Linked DNA regions of Homo sapiens: region 1 is linked to region 2. Evidence: read pairs that join two places in POLR2A ChIA-PET (ENCODE). Cell type or tissue: OCI-LY7. All regions are shown on one strand. Links, peaks and the distances in the headings refer to the core of each region. The heading gives the core; the rest is flanking DNA.

The links. Peaks named below come from ENCODE experiments on the same cell type or tissue, not always from the same donor. Only the 100,000 strongest peaks of a DNase experiment are listed, where the experiment ranks them.
Region 1: POLR2A ChIA-PET joins it to region 2 with 7 read pairs; 6 of 35 experiments call an interaction of 5 or more read pairs at or near these places.

The regions. Positions count from the first base shown.
Region 1 is chr5:172,848,934-172,851,734 of GRCh38, reverse strand. All of the region lies in intron 1 of ERGIC1 (endoplasmic reticulum-golgi intermediate compartment 1), which reads right to left. Among named protein-coding and RNA genes, the nearest start is that of ERGIC1, 16 kb to the right of the region's middle. RefSeq lists a silencer at 1,431-1,500 and an enhancer at 999-2,198. In OCI-LY7, for the core only: no CTCF peak of the experiment used is centred there; a DNase peak (open chromatin) is centred at 1,574; H3K4me3 peaks cover 453 bases; H3K27ac peaks cover 768 bases.
Region 2 is chr5:172,923,930-172,926,730 of GRCh38, reverse strand. It overlaps ERGIC1 (endoplasmic reticulum-golgi intermediate compartment 1), which reads right to left. Exons shown (of 10, transcript NM_001031711.3): 6 at 2,622-2,726; 7 at 162-222. Among named protein-coding and RNA genes, the nearest start is that of MIR10523, 10 kb to the right of the region's middle. In OCI-LY7, for the core only: no CTCF peak of the experiment used is centred there; no DNase peak of the experiment used is centred there.

The DNA.
Region 1 (2,801 bases), core at 50-2,549, 75 kb after region 2:
ACTGGAAGACTGTCCTCATGTCTCAGAGGGGTCCTCGGGCACCTGAAGCCCCTGAGGTGACCATACCCCCCCACCTCCCTGTCTAGGCCTGCAACCTGATCCTGGCTCTCACATCTCCCGCTTTAAGGTCCCAGAGGTCTGCCCAGCAACAGCCCTGGGCTGCCATGTGGCCACTGAGGTCCATTTTTCCAGATGCATTGGAAATCCAATTTTTTTATTTTTTATTGAAACGGAGTCTTGCTCTGTCACCCAGGCTGGAGTGCAGTGGCGCAATCTCAGCTCACTGCAACCTCTGCCTCCGGGGTTGAAGCGAATCTCCTGTCTCAGCCTCCTGAGTAGCTGGGACTACTGGTGCATGCCACCATGCCCGGCTAATTTTTGTATTTTTAGTAGAAACGGGAGCTCACCATATTGGTCAGGCTGGTCTTGAACTCCTGACCTCAGGTGATCCGGCTGCCTCGGCCTCCCAAAGTGCTGGCTTTACAGATGTGAGCCACTGTGCCTGAATTTTTAATTTTTTTTTTTTTTTTTTTTGAGACAGAGTCTTGCTCTGTTGCCCAGGCTGGAGTGCAGTTGTGCAATCTCGGCTCACTGCAAGCTCCACCTCCCGGGTTCAAGGGATTCTCCTGCCTAAGCCTCCTGAGTAGCTGGGATTACATGCACATGCCATCATGCCCGGCTAATTTTTTGTATTTTTAGTAGAGATGGAGTTTCACCATGTTGGCCAGGCTGGTCTCGAACTCCTGGCCTCAAGTGATCCGCTCACCTCAGCCTCCCAAAGTGCTGGGATTACAAGTGTGAGCCACCGTGCCCGGCTGGAAATCCAAATTTTTATGTGAAATATTTTCATTCAAAAATGCTGACATAAAATTCAATTTTTTAAAAATGTGAGGGCCAAATAATCACATTTGTGGGCAAAACTCAACCTCTGATGCCACCAGTTTGCAACCTCCGCTTTAGAAGACCAAATGTGTCAGGAAATTTCATAAATGCAGGAAGAAAAGAGGGGTTCGACACTGAAATAAGACCTAGGGCTATATGAGGCTCTTGTTAACTCTACACAGCAGCTGCTTGGGGTCAGGGTTGTATCCCCATTTGTAGCAGAAAACAGACTCAGAGAGGTGAAGTGAGCTGCCCAAGGACACACAGCGAGTGGGTGGGAGCACTAGGATCAGCACCCAGGTCCACCAGACTCCAAAGCCCTAGGCCTCTCCGCACTACACGGTGCCCACCTCCCTCTACTCCCCCGAGCCCTCAGCCCAGCTGTCCCAGGTCTGCCTGGCAGCATGGAACAGTGCCTCTAGAACAGCCAAATCCCGGGTGGCTGACTTGTCATGCTCTGGTGAGTGTGGGGCAGGCGGAGGCCCAAGCAGGATGACGTGCCTGTGTGGCTCCACTGTGAGGGGCCTGGCCCAGGGTGGGGTGGGGTGGGGCAGGGAGGGGGCGGGTAGGCGAACCTTCTCATGCCCTCCTTTGACTCAGGGTTAACTCAGCTCTGACCAATCACCTGGCTTCAAGTGTGACCCAGTTTTGCAGCTTGGCCAACGGAAGCCAAATTGGGGAAAGTCAGGCAGGCCCGAAAGGTGGAACCAGCTCCTGCCACCTGGCTTGTTGGGTACATCAGGGCGACACTGAACCCATCCTGGGACCCTTCCAGCTTCCGTGTTTACTAATTCTAATCAGCACACGACGTTGACACACCCAACACTAGATCAGATCACGCCACCTCGGTTCTCTCACCTGTAAAATGAGGCAAATAAAAGCCCCAACTTGATGGGTAAGAACAGAAGAAGATGATATTTATAGTTTGTAGCACTGCTCCTGATACCCCAGAGATGCTGAGTGAATGTTTTTACTTCTACTATCACCACCTACCCACCCCTGTTCCCCTGCAAATGTCTAGCACTGACAGCTTCCTTCCTCCCTGCCTTCCAGAAACAAGTTGAGTGCAGACAGCGTGGGTGAGGTCTTGTGCTATGCACCAGGACAGAGAGGAGACCCACAGCTGCTGTCATTGGGGGTATGTGAGGACCTAACATTCACCAAGACACATATGACTCCTGCCATCAACTGGAAAACGTAAGGGATTCAAATTCAGAAGAGCTGCATTCCTGCAGGTGTGACCCCCAACTCTCAACCCCCCAAAGCCTCAGCTTCCTCATCTGCAGAGAAAACAATGATCCCTAGAGCACACACATCTTCAAGGGCTTTCTGAAGTCTTAGTCCCATCACTCGCTTTTGTGATGGTCATTACTAGGTTAACAAAGATTTGTGGTACCCAGTTCCAGAGTTACGCTGGGAACATAATGGGGGAACCCTTATTCAGGGTCTCCCCAGCTTGCCTGACCCTAAGAATCACTGAAGACACTGGTGAAAATGCAGATTCCCAGGCCACCTGAATCTGACTCTCCCGGATCCGCACAGGGCCCCAGGTGATTAGGGAAACTGGCCAGTTTGCTAGAGAGAGCACAGTTGCTCAACTCAAAAACAAGCAACTAAGATTTCCAGGGTTAGGTGATCTAACTGAAAGCATTACTTTCTGGGGGTCGGAAAGTAGAGCTAGGGCTTGGGTTTGTTACTTTGCCAGAGGTATGACCCTGAGCCAGGTCTTCAACTTCTCTCGGTCTCCATTTCCTCAAAATGGGAATAATTACAATGAATCCTAATGCCCAGGCAGGAGTGAAGGTGGAATGTCAGGTGTCTTCTCCCGGCTGCCTTACTCCTGTTCTGGGGACTAACATGGCTTCAAGCAAGGGGAGCTGGCACGTGGTGGCCTCCCATCAGGATAGGTAGTGGGCCAC
Region 2 (2,801 bases), core at 283-2,782:
CCACCTTCCCACTGGTTAGCTGTGGGAATGGAGTGTGAGCAGCAGCCTCCCTGCCTTGGAGTGGGTGCTGGACAGGCACCCCCACCTCTCTGCCCTCCCCCTCCCTGCCTGCTGTACTGGGCATCTTGGAGCAGAAGGCTGTTCCCAGCAGGGATACATACGGTTGGAGGTGAGTCTGTCTGCTCCCCCGAGAGCATTGAAAGCTCCGTGGATGTTCTGGACCTGTGGAAAAATGCAGTGAGGGGATGGTCCCCAGGACACCTCCACCTCCAGGCCTGGCCCTGGTTGTGGGGGATGGCCAGGTACCACCTGGTCTAGGAACCCTACCAATGTGTAAAAGGGGGCTCCAGCGGATTTGTGGGGAGCAAGAGGCAGCAGGGGCCTGGCACATAGTAGGCACAAGCTTGTTTCCCATCTCTAGCCCCTACTATGTGCTGCTCCATCCTGGCCCCTTCATATAATTTCATTTCATGCCCCTAATGATGTATTATTGGGCCCATTTTACAGAAGAGCAAATCAAGGCTTGGAAAGACACCAAAACTTGCCCGGCTGGTAAGTGGCTAAGCTAAACTCTGAAATCAGGTCTGTCTGACACTAAGCTGGACTCTTTCCATGAAGTCACACAGAAAATTCAAGTGAACATGGATTCTGGGTCCCAGAAAGTTTCTCCTGAGATCCCAGGGTCCTCTGAAAGGCCCATAGAGGAGTCCAGGCAGGGATGCCCCAGAGCTGTGGGCCCCCCATCATGTCTGCTGCAGAGAACGTATAGCAGATGTGAAGAAAACCCTCCTCCGGGCAGTGGGGTGGGCTGCTGTAGAGTAGGGCTGAAAACCACATCTCACCTTTTCTCTGAGGACAATGGGAAACCAGGTTGGCCTCAAGGAACATCTAAAGAAGGACAAGGCATACCTGGTAAATGGAGCATGCTACCATGGGCATGGTTAACAGGGGTTATCGAGCTAGACACCCTGGAGGCCTTCCTGGAGGAAATGACATTGACACCAAGATCTGGAGGAAAGTGGGAAGTTAAACTGGCAAGCAGCATGTACAAAGGCTTAAGTATGGAGACAGGCCCACGTGGCCCCCAGGAGGAAGGAGAGTGAGGTGTTTGAATAGAAGGAAGGAGGAGACATCGGAGAGGTACGTGGGGACATGATTCTGTGGCCACTCCAGGAGCAGTGGGCAGCAGCGGGGTGGCATAATCCCTGATCCTGGTCTCAGGCGGCTGATGTTTACTGAGCACTTAACACACCTGCATGTTCTCAACAAGCAATTCCTCAACAACTGGAAGGAACTGCAATTTCTCAACAAGGAAAAGGAAGTTTGTCTATTTGCTGTCTTGAGACTGACCGTGTGAAGGCTTCATTTCTAACCCATGAGAACGGTGGTTACAGAGACAAGAAGGCTAGAATGTTCTCTTCCATTGTCATGTGACATGGCTTTATCTCACATTTATTTGTACCATTTATTTTTATTTTTATTTTTTCTTTTTTTGGGAGGAGTCTTACTCTTTCTCCCAGGCTGGAGTGCAGTGGCATGATACCAGCTCACTGCAATCTCCACCTCCCAGGTTCAAGTGATTCTCCTGCCTCAGCCTCCTGAGTAGCTGGGATCACAGGTGCCTGCCACCACGCCCGGCTAATTTTTGTATTTTTAGTAGAGACAGAGTTTCACCATGTTGGCAAGGCTGGTCTCAAACTTCTGACCTCAAGCAGTTCGCCCGCTTCAGCCTCCCAAAGTGCTGGGATTACAGGAGTGAGCCACCGCACCTGGCCTGTACCATTATTTGATCAACATCTGTCTTCCCCCCTAGACTGGAAGCTCCAGGTGGGCAGGGACCATGTTTGTCCTCACCAAGGTATGCAAGGCCTGGACACGGTAGGTACTTTGTAAATATTTGTTGACTAGATGGATGGACAGAAAATGAATGGATGGATGGGCCCTAAGCTAAGTTCTGTACATTTTTTTAAAAAAATCAGATTTCCACCCCACTAATGACTAAACTTGGGACTGTAGTTTCTGTGTCCTTCTGTTTTGCCCCTGCACGTGGCAATGCGAGACCGCTGCTCCTCTCCCCTCCACCTGCCTCGGTCTGGGCCCTTCCCTCACCTCCCTGCCTATAGTCTTGCCTCCTGGGTCCATCTTCCTCATTGCAGATGGGTGCTCTGAGTCACCAACCAGACCTTCAGTCTCCACCTTCCTCAGTCTACCACGGGTCTCTCGCACCCCACACACCCCACCTGCCGGCTCCCATTTCAGGCAAGTGCTCTGGGCCCTCTCAGCTGCCAAGCGAGCCCTTGTGCCCTGGACCATCTCGGCACAGAACATGCCGTGTCACATACGCTTACTGATCCATTTTTCTGAAAGTAACCTTGAGGGTCTTTCACATGAAAACCACCAGCTGGGCGCTCTAGGAGAGGGGTGATGTTTGAGACGCCCCCTGCCTAGGACCCATTTCCCTGTTCTGTTCCTGGTGAAACCCTTCTTACCCTTCCAGGCTTGGCTTAGATGTCACCTTAACGGTAACTCTTCCTAGTGCCCAGAGAGGGCAGAGGGCACTGGGTGACAGAGCCCCTGAAGGCCCACCCCCGGCCATGCCATCTCGAGTGTCCCCTGCTCACCTGTAGCGTGTCCCCAAAGGAGAGCTTGTGGATGACATGCGTCATGTCTGGGTTCTGTGGCTGGGCTGTGGCACTGTGTGTGGACACGTGGAAGTTGCCGGGGACCTGGGGGAGAAATGTGAGTTTCAGGAGTTTGGTTGACTTCTCCAGGGGGCGGAACATTGGGGCCTCACCCTGTGT